Linked DNA regions of Homo sapiens: region 2 is linked to region 1. A link is an interaction called in ENCODE POLR2A ChIA-PET data of the cell type or tissue named here. Cell type or tissue: Panc1. All regions are shown on one strand.

Region 1 (8,000 bases):
TAGTTGAAAAAATATGAACAATAATGGCATGTGTGAATGAGTAAATAAAAAATATTATAGCTATTAACCTTAGAAGAAAAAAGCAGTATAGTTATAAAAAATTGGGCAATGTTACATTGAGATCAGGAAGATTTCATTGAAAAGGTGGTATTTTGCTTAAGATTTGAAAAAGAAGTGGTAAGTATTTCTCTATTTTAATTTTTTTATTTTACTTTATGTTTTGGGATACATGTGCAGAACTTGCAGGTTTGTTACATAGGTAACAAATACATGTGCCATGGTGGTTTGCTGCACCCATCAACCTGTCATCTAGGTTTTAAGCCCCACATGCATTAGGTATTTGTCCTAATGCTTTCCCTCCACTTGCCCCCCACACCCTGACAGGCCCTCTTGTTTGTGATGTTCCCTCCCTGTGTCCATGTGTTTTCACTGTGCAGCTCCCACTTATGAGTGAGATCCTGCAGTGTTTGGTTTTCTGTTCCTGTGTTAGTTTTCTGAGAATGATGGTTTCCAGCTTCATCCATGTCCCTGCAAAGGATATGTACTCATTCTTTTTTATGGCTGCATAGTATTCCATAGTGTATATGTGCCACATTTTCTTTATCCAGTCTATCATTGTTGGGCATTTGGGTTGGTTCCAAGTATTTGCTATTGTGAATAGTGCTGCAATAAACATACATGTGCATGTGTCTTTATAGTAGAATGATTTATAATCCTTTAGGTATATACCCAGTAATGGGATCGCTGGGTCAAATGGTATTTCTGGTTCTAGATCTTTGGGGAATCACCACAATGTCTTCCATAATGGTTGAACTGATTTACACTCCCACCAACAGTGTAAAGCATTCCTATTTCCCCACAGCCTCACCAGCATCTGTTGTTTCCTGTCTTTTTTAATGATCACCTTTCCAACTGGCATGAGATGGATCTCATTGTGGTTTTGATTTGCATTTCTCCAATGACCAGTGATGATGAGCTTTTTTTCATATGTTTCTTGGCCATGTAAATGTCTTCTTTTGAGAAATGTCTGTTCATATACTTCACCCACTTTTTGCTGGGGATGTTTGTTTCTTGTCTTGTAAATTTTTTAAAGTTCCTTGTAGATTATATCATCTATTTAAGGTATAGATATGTTATAGTTTCCAATGTATTATATTAGGGAAGAAAAGCACTGAATTTGAGGTCAGAAATCTGTTCATAGCCTTCTTGTTTTCTAGCTGTCAGTAACATATTGATCAAATAAGTAAACTTTTTAGGGTCTTCTTTTGCTTATTGCACTTATACTAAGTCATTTTCAAGATCCCTACACCCTTACCAGTCTCTAGTCAAGATCCCAGTCAACTGGCGGTTGATCTAGAAGATTAATCTAGCCAGTTATGTATCTAAATTCATGTTATTTTAACACCAACTTTAATATTTTTCAAAGCACAATGCGGCAGAGCCAGAGATACAGGCATACTTCCTTGTGTTGTGCTTTGGTTTATTGTGCTTCACAAACGTTGCATTTTTTAAAAAAACTAATTGAAGGTTTGTGGCAACCCTGCATCCAGCAAATCTATGGGTGCCATTTTTCAACAGCATGTGCTCACTTTTGTCTCTATATGAGATGTTGGTGATACTCATGATATTTCCAATTTTTTAATTATTATTGTATTTGGTATGGTGATCTGTGATCAGTATCTTTTGATGTTATGTTGTAATTGTTTTGGGGCAGCACAAATCGTGCTCATAAAAAATGGCAAACTTAATTGATAGATGCTGTGTGTTTCTGACAGCTCCACCAATCGGCCATTTCCCCATCTCTGTCCCTCTCCCTGGGCCTTACTATTCTCTGAGACACAACCGTATTGAAATTAGGTCAATTAATAACTTTCCAGTGGCCTCTAAGTGTTCAAGCGAGAGGACAAGTCACATGCCTCTCACTTGAAATCAAAAGCTGGAAAAGATTAAGCTTATTGAAGAAGGCACATTGAAAGCCAAGATAGACTGAAAGCTAGGCTTAATGAGCCAGTTAGCCAAGTAGCAAATGCAAAGGAAAATTAAAGTAATTAAGTAGCAATTAAAAATGCTACTCCATGAATAAGAAAGCAAAACTGCCTTATTACTGATTTGAAGAAAACTTTGCTGGTCTAGATAGATCAAACCAGCCATAACATTCCCTTAACCCAAAGCCTAATCCAAAGCAAAGCCCTAACTGTCTTCGATTGTAACAAGGCTGAAAAAGGTGAGGAAGCTGTAGATGAATTTTGAAGCTAGCAGAGATTGGTTCATGAGGTATAAGGAATGAAGCAAACTCCACCACATAAAAGTGCAAGGTGAAGCAGCAAGCGATGATGTGCAATCTGTAGCAAGTTATCCAGAAGATCTGATGAAGATGGCTACACTAAACAACAGACTTTCAATGTACAGTAAATGAAATTTACTGTACATTATTATGTACACATATATGCAGTATAACTATATGTATGTGCAGTATAGTTATACTGCATATAAGTACATTGAAATAGTCTTATATGGAAGTATATGTCATCTAAGGCTTTCATAACGAAAAAGTCAATGCTTGGCTTCAAATCTTCAAAGGGTAGGCTGACTCTAACGTTAAGGGCTGATGTAGCTGATGAGTTTAAGTTGAAGTCAATGCTCATTGACCATTCTGAAGATCCTAACTCCCTTAAGAATTATGCTAAATCTACTCTGCCTGTGCTCTATAAATAGAACAACAAAGCCTGGATGGCAGCACATCTGTTTACAGCATGGTTTACTGAATATTTTAAGCCTACTTTGGGGACCTACTGCTTGGAAAGAAAAGAACATTTTCAAAATATTATGACTCATTGACAATCCACTCAGTAATTCCGCAGCTCTGAAAGAGATGTGCAAGAAAATTTGTGCTGTTTCCGTGCATGGTAACACAGAATCCTGTCAAGATCAAGTAGTAATTTTGACTTTCAAGTTTTATTGTTTAAGAAATACATTTCATAAGGATATAGCTGCTATGGATAGAGATTCCTCTGATGGATCTAAGCAAAGTAAATAAAAAACCTTCTGGAAAAAAATTGCCATTCTAGATGCCATTGAGAACATTTATGATTCATGGGAGGAGGTTAAAATATCAACATTAATGAGAGTTTGAAAAATGTTTATTTCAATCCTTACAGATGACTTTGGGGGTTTCAAGACTTCAGCAGAGTAAATAACTGCAGTTGTGGTGGAAAAAGCACAAGAACTAGAATTAGAAGTAGAGCCTGAAGGTGTGACTGAATTGCTGCAATCTCATGATAAAACATAAACAGATAAGGAGTTGCTACTTACAGATGAGGAAAGAAATTTGTTTCTTGAAACACAGTCTATTCTGGGTGAAGATGTTGTGAACATTCTTGAAATGACAACAAAGGATTCAGAATATTACAAAAACTTAGATGATAAGGCAGTGGCTGGGTTCAAGAGGACTGAGTCCCATTTTGAAAGTTCTACTGTAGATAAAATGCTATCAATTAGCATTGCATGCTACAGAGAAATTGTCATGAAAGGAAGAGTTAATCAATGCAGCAAACTTTATTGGTATCTTATATTAAGAGATTACCACAGCCACCCCAACCTTTAGCAATCACCACCTTTGCTGATCAGTCAGTGGCAGTCAATACTGAGGCACGACTTTATACCAGCAAAAAGATTAGAACTTGCTGAAGGCTCATATGACTGTTAAGACTTTTAGCAATAAAGTATTTTTAATTAAGGTTTTTTTTTTTAAATATAATGCTATTGAACACTTAATAGACTACAGTGTAAAAATGACTTTTACATGTACTGGGAAACCAACAAGTTTGTGTGACTCACTATCATAATATTTACTTTATTGTGGTGGACTTGAAATGAATTCTCAAAATCTCTGAGGTATGCCTATATCTGGATTTGAGCAGTGTCTTGCTTTTGTCTAAGATGTGTAGCCTTGGTAAAAATTATAGTCCACTTTCATGCTATTTGTGAGAATGGAGATAATGGGTGTACAATGCCTACCACAAACGAACTAAATGGTAGATAAACAGTAAATCTTATTGTTTTTTATTCATTTGCTCCTCACAAAATTGTCACTGAATATGCATTATTGTCTCCATTTTACTAATTAGTAAACTGAAGCAAAGAGCTCAAATTGCCCAGCTACCCAGTAGCAGAAATAGTAAGAGTATTACTCAAGTTCTCAGGCTCTCATTTGTTTTTCCTAAAATTTACTTTCTACATATGGTTTTATATAAAACAGCCCATTTGTGACTTTCAATATATTCATTATGTATATATTAAACTTAATAAAAGTTTGTTATTATAGATTTTATTATATATTTTGGGCAAATTGGTAAACACATTAGTTTCCTTATTTACTCTTCTTTACCTAAGTCTTAAACGTAGAATCTTTAAAAAGTTTTTTTTTTTTTTTTTTTTTTTTTAAAGTAGCTTAGGCCGGGCGTGGTGGCTCAGGCCTGTAATCCCAGCACTTTGGGAGGCCGAGGTGGGCGGATCACAAGGTCAGCAGTTTGAGACCAGCCTGGCCAATATGGTGAAACCCCGTCTCTACTACAAATACAACAATTAGCCAGGGGTGGTGGTGCGTGCCTGTAATCCCAGCCACTCAAGAGACTGAGGGAGGAGAATTGCTTGAACGTGAGGCAGAGGTTGCAGTGAGCAAAGATTGTGCCACTGCACTCCAGCCTGGGTGACAAAGCAAGGCTCTGTCTCAAAAAAAAAAAAGTACCTTAAAGATCATTTATTCAAATAGCTTTGTTTTACCCGGTACAGTGGCTCATGCCTGTAATCCCAGTACTTTGGGAGGCCAAGGCAAGCAGATCCCTTGAGGCCAGGAGTTTGAGACCAGCCTGGGTAACGTGGTGAAACCCTGTCTCTACTAAAATTACAAAAATTAGTGGTGGCACATGCCTGTAATCCCAGCTACTAGGGAAGCTGAGGCAGGAGAATTGCTTGAACCGGGGATGTGGAGGTTGTAGCTCACCGAGATTATGCCACTGCACTCCCTCCTGGGCCACAGAGTGAGACCGTGTCTCAAAAACAAACAAACAAACAAACAAACAGCAACAACAACAACAAAAAAACCCCAAAAACAAATGACTTTGTTTGATGAGTGAGAAAGAAGCTTGATTCAGAGCAGGTAACACCAACTGGATATTTAACTAAATTTATTTGAGTAAAGGCAAGCTGAAATTAAGCATTTCCACTAATATTTTTTGAAACTCATTGTTATTAAGATATATAAATAAATTTGCTAAGTATAATTTAATATAATTTTACACTTATAAACTTACTGGAATGCAAAAATATAAAATATAAAGTTGTAAAACTTTATAGCAATTATGAAGAGTATTTGATTTAATAGCTGTATAATGTTAGACAAATTATTTAATCCTTGAGCCTCACTTTCCTCACATGAGGAAAGAGAATAATAGTAAAACTTCTTTTATGGGCTGTTGTGAGGACTAAATGAAATAATGTATGAAGCCTTAATATATAAATGTTAGTTTTTAAATTATTTTTATTTAAATTATAACAAATGCTATAATTATTGTTGGAGGAAACTTCCTGTTGTCTGACCTCACATTACTATGAGGAGGTTCTTGAGGCCAAAATTCACATAGGATTAGGCTTTGTTTGTTACTGTGTTTATTACCTCTGTTGATGTGACATAAATATGTACCAATGAAGGCATTAATAAAATGGAACTACTGTTTCACCCAAATGAGTAATTTAGAAATTACGTATTTGGAGGAGAAATACTGTGTTAGCTTTGCTGCAGAACAAAACACCCCCAAACCATTTATTAGGAAATAGTTCTGTGGCTTGGCTGGGATGGCTTTTCTCTGCTCCATGTATTTTGATTGCACTTCTGCATTTGCAGTCAGCCGCTGGTCTCTGATAACCTTGCTCACATGTATGGCAGTTGGTACTAGCTCTCAGTTGGGCCACATGTCTATAGCAGCCTATCTTGAACCTGAGCCGCAAGAGAGAGGGAATACCCCAAAGTTCAGGCACCATGAAGGTATCTTTGTATAGTATTTGCTGATTTTCTATTGGCCAAAGCAAGTGTGGAAGAAGTCACTGTGAAAAGAGACAACACATGGATGTAGATGATAGGAGAAAATACTTATTGGGGTTCTTTATTGTAATCATCTACCACAAATACAACTTTTGAGCCTCCCTCGCTTTAGTGAAATTTTAATTTATGTGAAATGCTTTCATTAATATTCATGCTCATGAAATGGGCATATAATGGTACCTGATTTTAAAGCTTTAATCAACATACTTCCTTATTTAGAATTATTGCCCAATTTTAACTTTTATGTCAGAATGTGAATGAGCCAAATATTAGTAGCTATGATTGGTGATAAATATTAAGAAGGTTTATTCCTCCCTTGACAATGATGATTATGCTAATGATGGTGATTACACCTAATTTTAAAGGAGCCCTCAATGTGTGTCACACACTGTGCTGAATTCTTTACATACTACCTTATTTCGTTCCTGCCATAGCCCTTTTATTTTTTAAATTCAAATTGGAAAATGAAATACCAAGAGGCAAATGAACTTCCCTGGGTTGTGTACAAGCAGATGGTGGTGATAGTTCATATCTGTTGTTTTGATGCCAGAACACATACTTTTGACCACTATACTGTACCATATCACAAATGTTACATATGTGGATGTGAATGTATATATCTTTACATATGTATATATATAAAATATTCAATAACGATATGTAGTTATAATCTTTTATATTATCTTATTAGTTATAATGCTACTGTAGTTTTTGATTCCCCAGAATCTCAACAGTAAGTTCAGTGAATACTGGGAGTTGATGTCACAAAAACTTATACAATTAGATCAATGTCCTAAAATGTATCATTTTCACCATAGCATCTACTTGCTTTCATAAAGATATAACTTAGTGAAAACATTCAAATTATCAGTGAATAATAGCTTAATAATAATAGTCTCATCCTGTCATGGAACATCAGTGGTAGCATTAAGAAATGGCTCTTGAGCCTTGAACTTGGCAGCCACTTTTAAGATTCCATTTGGCTTGCTAAGCATAGTAAAGGCCAAAAGGGAAAAGGGGAGAGCAGGAAAGGACTTTGTATTTATGGGTGGGCTTTAGAAATGAAAGTGTTCCTAATGCAGAAATGGAACATAAAACTCATTTTCCAAAGCTAAAGATCTGAGGGTTTTTAAACCTACAAATCACACCAACTTCAGTCAGGCTGTCATTGTAGGAAAGTGTTTTTTCCTATAGTGTAAAGTTAATGGATCCTAGCGATTGTACAATGGTTCAATGTTCTTGGTGCTCACATTCTTCCTGGGGAATGTGGATTTTTTGATAGTTACTAAATATTTGTAACTTCATTAGAGTCTTAGTTTTTTAATACTTACAAACGAAAGAAAATAGACATTTTGTTCTTATGGATTTTAAGTACAGTAGAAGCTACTATAGTTTACAAGTTTACTGTTTAAAGTTTACTGTTCTACTTAGAATTGATTGTGTAACTGCATCTTTACGACACACTGGAATCTGTAGAATTGGCCCATATATGTAAGCTTATACCAGAATGAGTTGTGATGATTTAGTAGGGGGATTATTTTTAAGATCTGCTTTTTAGGAGATACAGTTTTGTAAGATAAAACACACAAACAGAAAACTCCTCATTTCTTTCTATGCTTTTTTTTGAAAGATAAATGCTAGCAATTATTAGATTTTTCTTTACTTTCAAGTCCTTTATTCATCTAGGACACTCTTCATCACTTTTAAGAACATTAGAACTCTTCAGAGAAGATTATAAGATTTTATTAAAGAAGTAATTAGGGAAAAATATCACAACCATATTTTCTCCTAGAACTGATATCTATTTCTTTGATTTGTGTACCTGAGATTGAGAGTCTAAAAAATTATTTTCTAATTCAGATTCTAATCCAGATAGACCTCAGGTACAATACTTAATCTC
Region 2 (8,000 bases), 140 kb before region 1:
AATAGGACAGTATGAGGAAGGTGGTCCAGATAGAATCAGTCTTAGGAGATCTGCTGTAATCATAGATTATTCTCAGTAGCTGGGCTTCTTCAGTGTTCTATTTTTAATTTCCTAAATAAAATGTTATAATATAGTTGGAATATAAACTATATTCTTGGACTTTGTTTAAGCCAACAGCTTTACAGAGAGACCACACTGCTCACAGATGGACCCAGATTAGAAATGAAATATTCATTCACTTATTCAACCAATGAATATTTCTTGAGCTTCTACTATATGGTAGACATACCGCTAAGCATTGAGGATAATTTACTGAGTATTACATAGGTGGTCATTTGATCTGCGGCTGTTCACAGTCTTATAGTATTTGCGTATTTCTATTTCTATATAGATTTTTAGTAATAAGAGAGGTAATTGGTTAAATGTAAACCCTGTATGGTAATACATCATACACTATATTATTTTTTATTCCATTCGTTCCATTGGTATTTCAAGTCTTAATTTATCTTGTTTAATTAAAAGGCATAAATTAGCACATCATGCTGTTTGCATCTAATTATACAGCTGAGTTCTTGGATTATCTTTGATTCTAAAAGTACAACTCAACATACTAATAAGAAGAGTAAATCAGAAATAGAAAGATAGTCTTTAAATTTTAAAATAAAAGAATGAAATTCATGTTTACTGTAACATTATTGTGACCTTCATATTTTAATCTTATTTAAAACTGATTTTGTAATAATAGACTAAATTTGAGCAGTTAGTCTTGACAAATATAAGATCATTTTGCCTGTATCACTTCCTTTCTGCTATATTTTTTATGACAAAAGATTTTGAAATATGCCTTTGAAAGTAAATGATTTAATCGATTTTTTTAAGTGACAATCTCTACTTTTGTTTATACTTTGCAATAGTTTTATTTTCTTTACCAAGAAGACCTTGAGTTGCTATTTTATTTTGGTTAGGGTTCCTTCATGAATCATTTAGCCAGAATAAGCTGAAACAGCAATCTTTTTGTTCACATACAGTGAGATATGTTGTCTCATTTCAGTGGTATGGCCCCGGTGTCCTTTCTCCCTGTGTTCTTTTTGTCTTAAGTTTGCCTTCCCTAGATTTGACCCATGTCATACCTTCTATTGCTCCCTCCTGTTTTAGATTAGTATTTCCTAAGTGCCTCCGAGGTGCCAGGCTTTGTGCTGGCTTCTTCAGATGTAGCCATAAAGCAGTCAGTTGGATTCCCATGAAACTTGTAATAAAAATGTTCCTTACGCAAATAATCACACACAGAGTAGTTTAATTTCTTGTTTTAATATCTTTAAAGAAGAAGCATGGGATGTTTTTGAGAGGTGCAATCGGGGAAGTTAACCCTCTACTGTGGAGGAGAGGGTGAATCAAGAAAGTCTTCCCTAAAGATCAGTATTTAAGCCGAATCTTGGTAAATAGTTGGAGAGACCAACAACCAACCTGAGAAAAATCTCTGATTGCCACTTCTCTGCTGTCATGAGGTAGTTTCATTTGATGTTGAGTTTCAAGGAGGTACAGTTGGAAGCTTTGATTTTAAATATATTTAATTAGCCCAATGCAGGATTTTAAAAGATTTAAATGTAAAAATCTGATGCAGAAAAGAATATTTTACATGTATTATGAACCATTATACTATTTCTATATGTGCTTGACTTTAGTTATTTAGTGTGGTTTATTACTTCAATTTAAAAACTATGTATATTATAAAATTCATTTTTGTAAATAGATTTTTGTTTCATGGATGTTATAAACCTGAAAGTGTCTTGGAGCCTGATATCAGTTGCATGTAAACATTAGTTAATGACTTAAATTTCCTTTTTATGGTATTGTCTAAAACAGACTTATGAAGATCATAGAGAAAGTCTTATTAATATCTATTATTAGTTCAGTGACAGACTTAATAAAAATGAAGATACTGATAATGATAGGAACAGCTTCAAAGCTCTCTACCTTGCTTTTAAGACATTGATCTGATTGAGCACGGAGGATAAAAATTCCATTTTTTATAAATATATAGTAACTATTTTAAATCTAGGTAAATTAATCCTTATAATGACTCAGTTATTAAAACTGGCTGGTCAGTATTTTAAACTCATCAAAGTACAACTATATCGCACATTGCTGATACATCATCATGAAAAATGTGTGAGACTATACCTTTCTTTTGACTCAGGTTAATTATAAAAAAAAAATTCTACTTTTCAGTCTAGCTGCTTGCATAATTGCTTTTTTGGCAAACATTACTTCATCAATTCCTTAGAAAATTTTGGCCTTTAAAACCCAAGAGAACATCCTACCCTGTTTATACTGACTTTAAAAAGATTGAAGTAACATTTCAAATGCTTTTTCTCTGTGAGCCCTTAATCCTTTCAGACTTATTCTGACTGATCTATTCTTGTGTTTTATCCATTTTGTTGTTGATTTAGCTTGTTACTCCCCAAATATTTTCCCGTGCCTTTTTTTTCTTCAACAGCTCTTACTGCTTATATGAATGATGATTGGAATAGATCATTTAATAGCCACAGGGATATTGAAATACTTTAAGTCAAAACAAAACAAAACCTCTTAAACCTTGTATGTTATTGGTACAGTGCTTGCCTCTGCCCTTAACTGCCTGAGACCATGTTTGTGAGGCTGCTTCATCAGAAAGCCAATGATCTTTCCATATTTTAAGGTTTCATGGGCTAGAATTGGAATTTTAGCCAAGCTGGTGGTTATTATTTTTTAGTCTACGTCAGTTGTATACAACAGAGTAAAATGTGACCATTCATGGAAAAATTAAATTTACTAACTCATGTCATTAAATTGGTAACTCATGTAATAGAAGTACAGCTGAAGATCCAGGCTTTAGAAAAGAAAGAGTCAGAGGTGCTGGGCTGGGTGTAGCAACAACTGGTGTCCTGGGCTTGCGAATCTAATTTCAGAGAAAATCTGGTCAGCTTGTGTTTGGTCAATTCTCCAACTGTGTCTAGGGAAAGGAAGGGTACTAGTGGGAAAAGCGGAGCTTTCAAAGTAATAGTGGTGGGGATGTGATGACCAGAAAAATGTAGAAAAATGCAGGGAAGGCAAAAAATAGCAGCTTTCTACTCTGCTTTTTGGGATTTAACATCACTCTACTGTCCTTACCTATAAAATTGTAATACTACTACCACCTATTTCATAGGTTGCTAACAGCAGTGAAACTGGAAGTACTCAGAACAGTATTTAACAAATAGCAAATTCCCAATATCATAAATATCTCCATTTTACAGATGAGAAATTGTGGTTCTGAGAGGTTTAAATACCCCGCCCAAGGTCACACTGATAGGGATTGGTTAAGCTGGCAGTCAGACACTTTCATTATAGATTCATTCTAAAACACTATGCCGTGTTGCTTCAAAGTCCATAGAGCCTACTCCCTAAAGTTCACCTTTCTCTTTATTGTACTACTTCTGTCTTCCTAGTACCTAATATCTGTCATTTTAAAGAAACATTTTAATTCTACTCCTTCACTTTTTACAATCTCAAACATTCTCTCTTTTCAAAGCAATAAAGATGTAAACAACTGACAGGAACAATCAAAAGCCAAACTAGAATACTAAAAAGATGTATGCCTGTAATACCAAGAAAAAAATCATACATTTATCAAAATGTACCCAAATTCATATGTCCAGATTCATTGCCATTAAAGACTTAACTAAATACCTGAGACACAAGTATAATAATCCTTGATTTTGGAAAAGGACAAAGGATAGACCTAAGGGATAGTAAAAATTAAGTAGATCCATCTTTAGTAAAATAATGATTTTTAAAATTATAGATTGTTCAAGATAACTCCCATACTTCAGCACTGGCTGGAAAAATAGTAGAGCCCATTATCAAGCAATCAGTGTTTGTCAGTTTACAAATACTGTAATCAGCATGTGTCTGTGAAGTGAAAGCAATGCTAGATATGTCTGTTTTTCTGTTATAAAAGAGTTATTGATTTTATACAGGGAATTTACAAAGCTTTTAGTATTTTTCAAAGTGTGTTCAATGGATGTTAATAGGGTTATGTGGCTGAAAAATATTACCTAGTCAAATAAATTTAAGAAACTGGAATACAGAAGATAAAACAGATTTCTTTACTGTAAAACGGGTCAGAGCCTTTAATATTGCTGATTTTCAAGAAGGGTTACAGAATGCAACATAGCAAAAGCTGATTCTATGATGAATCTTGAGAATGGTATGTTCTAAGCTGCCAAAATGCTCAGGTAGACTTACGTAAGCACCTGCTTTGGCTGTTCAAGAGCAGAACCTGTCCCTGTTCCCCTTTCTATCACTGGTACCTAGCAGAGTGCCTGATACTGACAGGTGCTAATTGAGTATTTGTTGACTGACTGAATGAATAAATAAATATTCAGTAGAACCCTAAAGAAAAAGATAGACTAATATCTTGATTACATGATCATACATGTATTTGAAAAGAGGAGGCTGTCTCAAATCTGACTTAAAATTATGCATATATTTTAATTGTTCTTTTTGACTTCAGAAAGGGAAGTTCATAGTTCTAATTGGATTTGAAAATCAAATTTAAATTAACTGAGAATTAATGAATTCCTTGATATTATCGTGTGTTGGAAAAATTTTACAGAACACATTTTTTATAGCCATATAACACTATTGATTTGTGCAAAACAAAGTATTGGATCATTTTCTTGAGTTTCTTCTTGAAATGGGATGTTGCTGGGAGGAGTTTCCAGAAGATGCTATATTGCCAATGTATAGTGCAGTACTTCTGGGTGAATACAACATAATGCTCTATCTTTATATTTATACATCAATGGAAATATATTCTTACATATAAACACATATAATATACACAAATGCATTATAGCTCTGTACACATACACACATATTTGTTTTCATGTTTGAACATGTATATATGCATATATGTGGGACAAGTAATGAAAAAAATTCTAGTTTTCTTAACCAAGAAAAAGCATGCAGATACCCCCTGAAGTAAAGAATATGAGATAGTTGGGGGAGGAGCCAAGATGGCCGGATAGGAACAGCTCTGGTCTACAGCTCCCAGCATGAGCCACGCAGAAGACGGGTGATTTCTGCATTTCCATCTGAGGTACCGGGTTCATCTCACTAGGGAGTGCCAGACAGTGGGCGCAGGTCAGTGGGTGCACGCACCGTGCGTGAGCCGAAGCAGGGCGAGGCATTGCCTCACTCGGGACGTGCAAGGGGTCAGGGAGTTCCCTTTCCTAGTCAAAGAAAGGGGTGACAGACGGCACCTGGAAAATCGGGTCACTCCCACCCAAATACTGCGCTTTTCCGACGGGCTTAAAAAATGGCGCGCCACGAGATTATATCCTGCACCTGGCTCGGAGGGTCCTACGCCTACGGAGTCTCGCTGATTGCTAGTACAGCAGTCTGAGATCAAACTGCAAGGCGGCAGCGAGGCTGGGGGAGGGGTGCCCACCATTGCCCAGGCTCTCTTAGGTAAACAAAGCAGTCAGGAAGCTCCAACTGGGTGGAGCCCACCACAGCTCATGGAGGCCTGCCTGCCTCTGTAGGCTCCACCTCTGGGTGTCGGGCACAGACAAACAAAAAGACAGCAGTAACCTCTGCAGACTTAAATGTCCCTGTCTGACAGCTTTGAGGAGAGCAGTGGTTCTCCCAGCACGCAGCTGGAGATCTGAGAACGGGCAGACTGCCTCCTCAGGTGGGTCCCTGACCCCTGACCCCTGAGCAGCCTAACTGGGAGGAACCCCCCAGTAGGGGCAGACTGACACCTCACATGGCCGGGTACTCCTCTGAGACAAAACTTCCAGAGGAACGATCAGACAGCAGCATATTCGCGGTTCATGAAAAACCACTGTTCTGCAGACACCACTGCTAATACCCAGGCAAACAGGGTCTGGAGTGGACCTCTAGCAAACTCCAACAGACCTGCAGCTGAGGGTCCTGTCTGTTAGGAGGAAAACTAACAAACAGAAAGGACATCCACACCAAAAACCCATCTGTACATCACCATCATCAAAGACCAAAAGTAGATAAAACCACAAAGATGGGGAAAAAACAGAGCAGAAAAACTGGAAACTCTAAAAAGCAGAGCACCTCTCCTCCTCCAAAGGATCGCACTTCCTCACCAGCAATGGAACAAAGCTGGACGGAGAATGACTTTGAGTTGAGAGAAGAAGGCTTCAGATGATCAAACTACTCCGAGCTACAGGAGGAAATTCAAACCAAAGGCAAAGAAGATAAAAACTTTGAAAAAAATTTAGACGAATGTATAACTAGAATAACCAATACAGAGAAGTGCTTAAAGGAGCTGATGGAGCTGAAAGCCAAGGCTCGAGAACTACGTGAAGAATGCAGAAGCCTTAGGAGCCGATGCAATCAACTGGAAGAAAGGGTATCAGTGATGGAAGATGAAATGAATGAAGTGAAGCGAGAAGGGAAGTTTAGAGAAAAAAGAATAAAAAGAAACGAACAAAGCCTCCAAGAAATATGTGACTATGTGAAAAGACCAAATCTACGTCTGATTGGTGTACCTGAAAGTGACGGGGAGAATGGAACCAAGTTGGAAAACAATGTGCAGGATATTATCCAGGAGAACTTCCCCAATCTAGCAAGGCAGGCCAACATTCAGATTCAGGAAATACAGAGAACGCCACAAAGATACTCCTCGAGAAGAGCAACTCCAAGACACATAATTGTCAGATTCACCAAAGTTGAAATGAAGGAAAAAATGTTAAGGGTAGCCAGAGAGAAAGGTCGGGTTACCCACAAAAGGGAAGCCCATCAGACTAACAGCAGATCTGTTGGCAGAAACTCTATAAGCCAGAAGAGAGTGGGGGCCAATATTCAACATTCTTAAAGAAAAGAATTTTCAACCCAGAATTTCATATCCAGCCAAACTAAGCTTCATAAGTGAAGGAGAAATAAAATTCTTTGCAGACAAGCAAATGCTGAGAGATTTTGTCACCACCAGGCCTGCCCTAAAAGAGCTCCTGAAGGAAGCACTGAACATGGAAAGGAACAAACAGTACCAGCTGCTGCAAAATCATGCCAAAATGTAAAGACCATCGAGACTAGGAAGAAACTGCATCAACTAACGAGCAGAATAACCAGCTTACATCATAATGAGAGGTTCAAATTCACACATAACAATATTAACTTTAAATGTAAATGGACTAAATGCTCCAATTAAAAGACACAGACTGGCAAATTGGATAAAGAGTCAAGACGCATCAGTGTGTTGTATTCAGGAAACCCATCTCACGTGCAGAGACACACATAGGCTCAAAATAAAAGGATGGAGGAAGATCTACCAAGCCAATGGAAAACAAAAAAAGGCAGGGGTTGCAATCCTAGTCTCTGATAAAACAGACTTTAAACCAACAAAGATCAAAAGAGACAAAGAAGGCCATTACATAATGGTAAAGGGATCAATTCAACAAGAGGAGCTAACTATCCTAAATATATATGCACCCAATACAGGAGCACCCAGATTCATAAAGCAAGTCCTGAGTGACCTACAAAGAGACTTAGACTCCCACACATTAATAATGGGAGACTTTAACACCCCACTGTCAACATTAGACAGATCAACAAGACAGAAAGTCAACAAGGATACCCAGGAATTGAACTCAGCTCTGCACCAAGCGGACCTAATAGACATCTACAGAACTCTCCACCCCAAATCAACAGAATATACATTTTTTTCAGCACCCCACCACACCTATTCCAAAATTGACCACATAGTTGGAAGTAAAGCTCTCCTCAGCAAATGTAAAAGAACAGAAATTATAACAAACTATCTCTCAGACCACAGTGCGATCAAACTAGAACTCAGGATTAAGAAACTCACTCAAAACCGCTCAACTACATGGAAACTGAACAACCTGCTCCTGAATGACTACTGGGTACATAACAAAATGAAGGCAGAAATAAAGATGTTCTTTGAAACCAACAAGAACAAAGACACAACATACCAGAATCTC

What was found. Peaks named below come from ENCODE experiments on the same cell type or tissue, not always from the same donor. Only the 100,000 strongest peaks of a DNase experiment are listed, where the experiment ranks them.
Region 2: POLR2A ChIA-PET joins it to region 1 with 8 read pairs; 2 of 35 experiments call an interaction of 5 or more read pairs at or near these places.

What each region holds. Positions count from the first base shown.
Region 1 is chr12:77,793,108-77,801,107 of GRCh38, forward strand. It overlaps a transcript of NAV3 not described here. Among named protein-coding and RNA genes, the nearest start is that of NAV3, 34 kb to the right of the region's middle. In Panc1, no CTCF peak of the experiment used is centred here; a DNase peak (open chromatin) is centred at 3,806.
Region 2 is chr12:77,648,941-77,656,940 of GRCh38, forward strand. It overlaps a transcript of NAV3 not described here. Among named protein-coding and RNA genes, the nearest start is that of NAV3, 180 kb to the right of the region's middle. In Panc1, no CTCF peak of the experiment used is centred here; no DNase peak of the experiment used is centred here.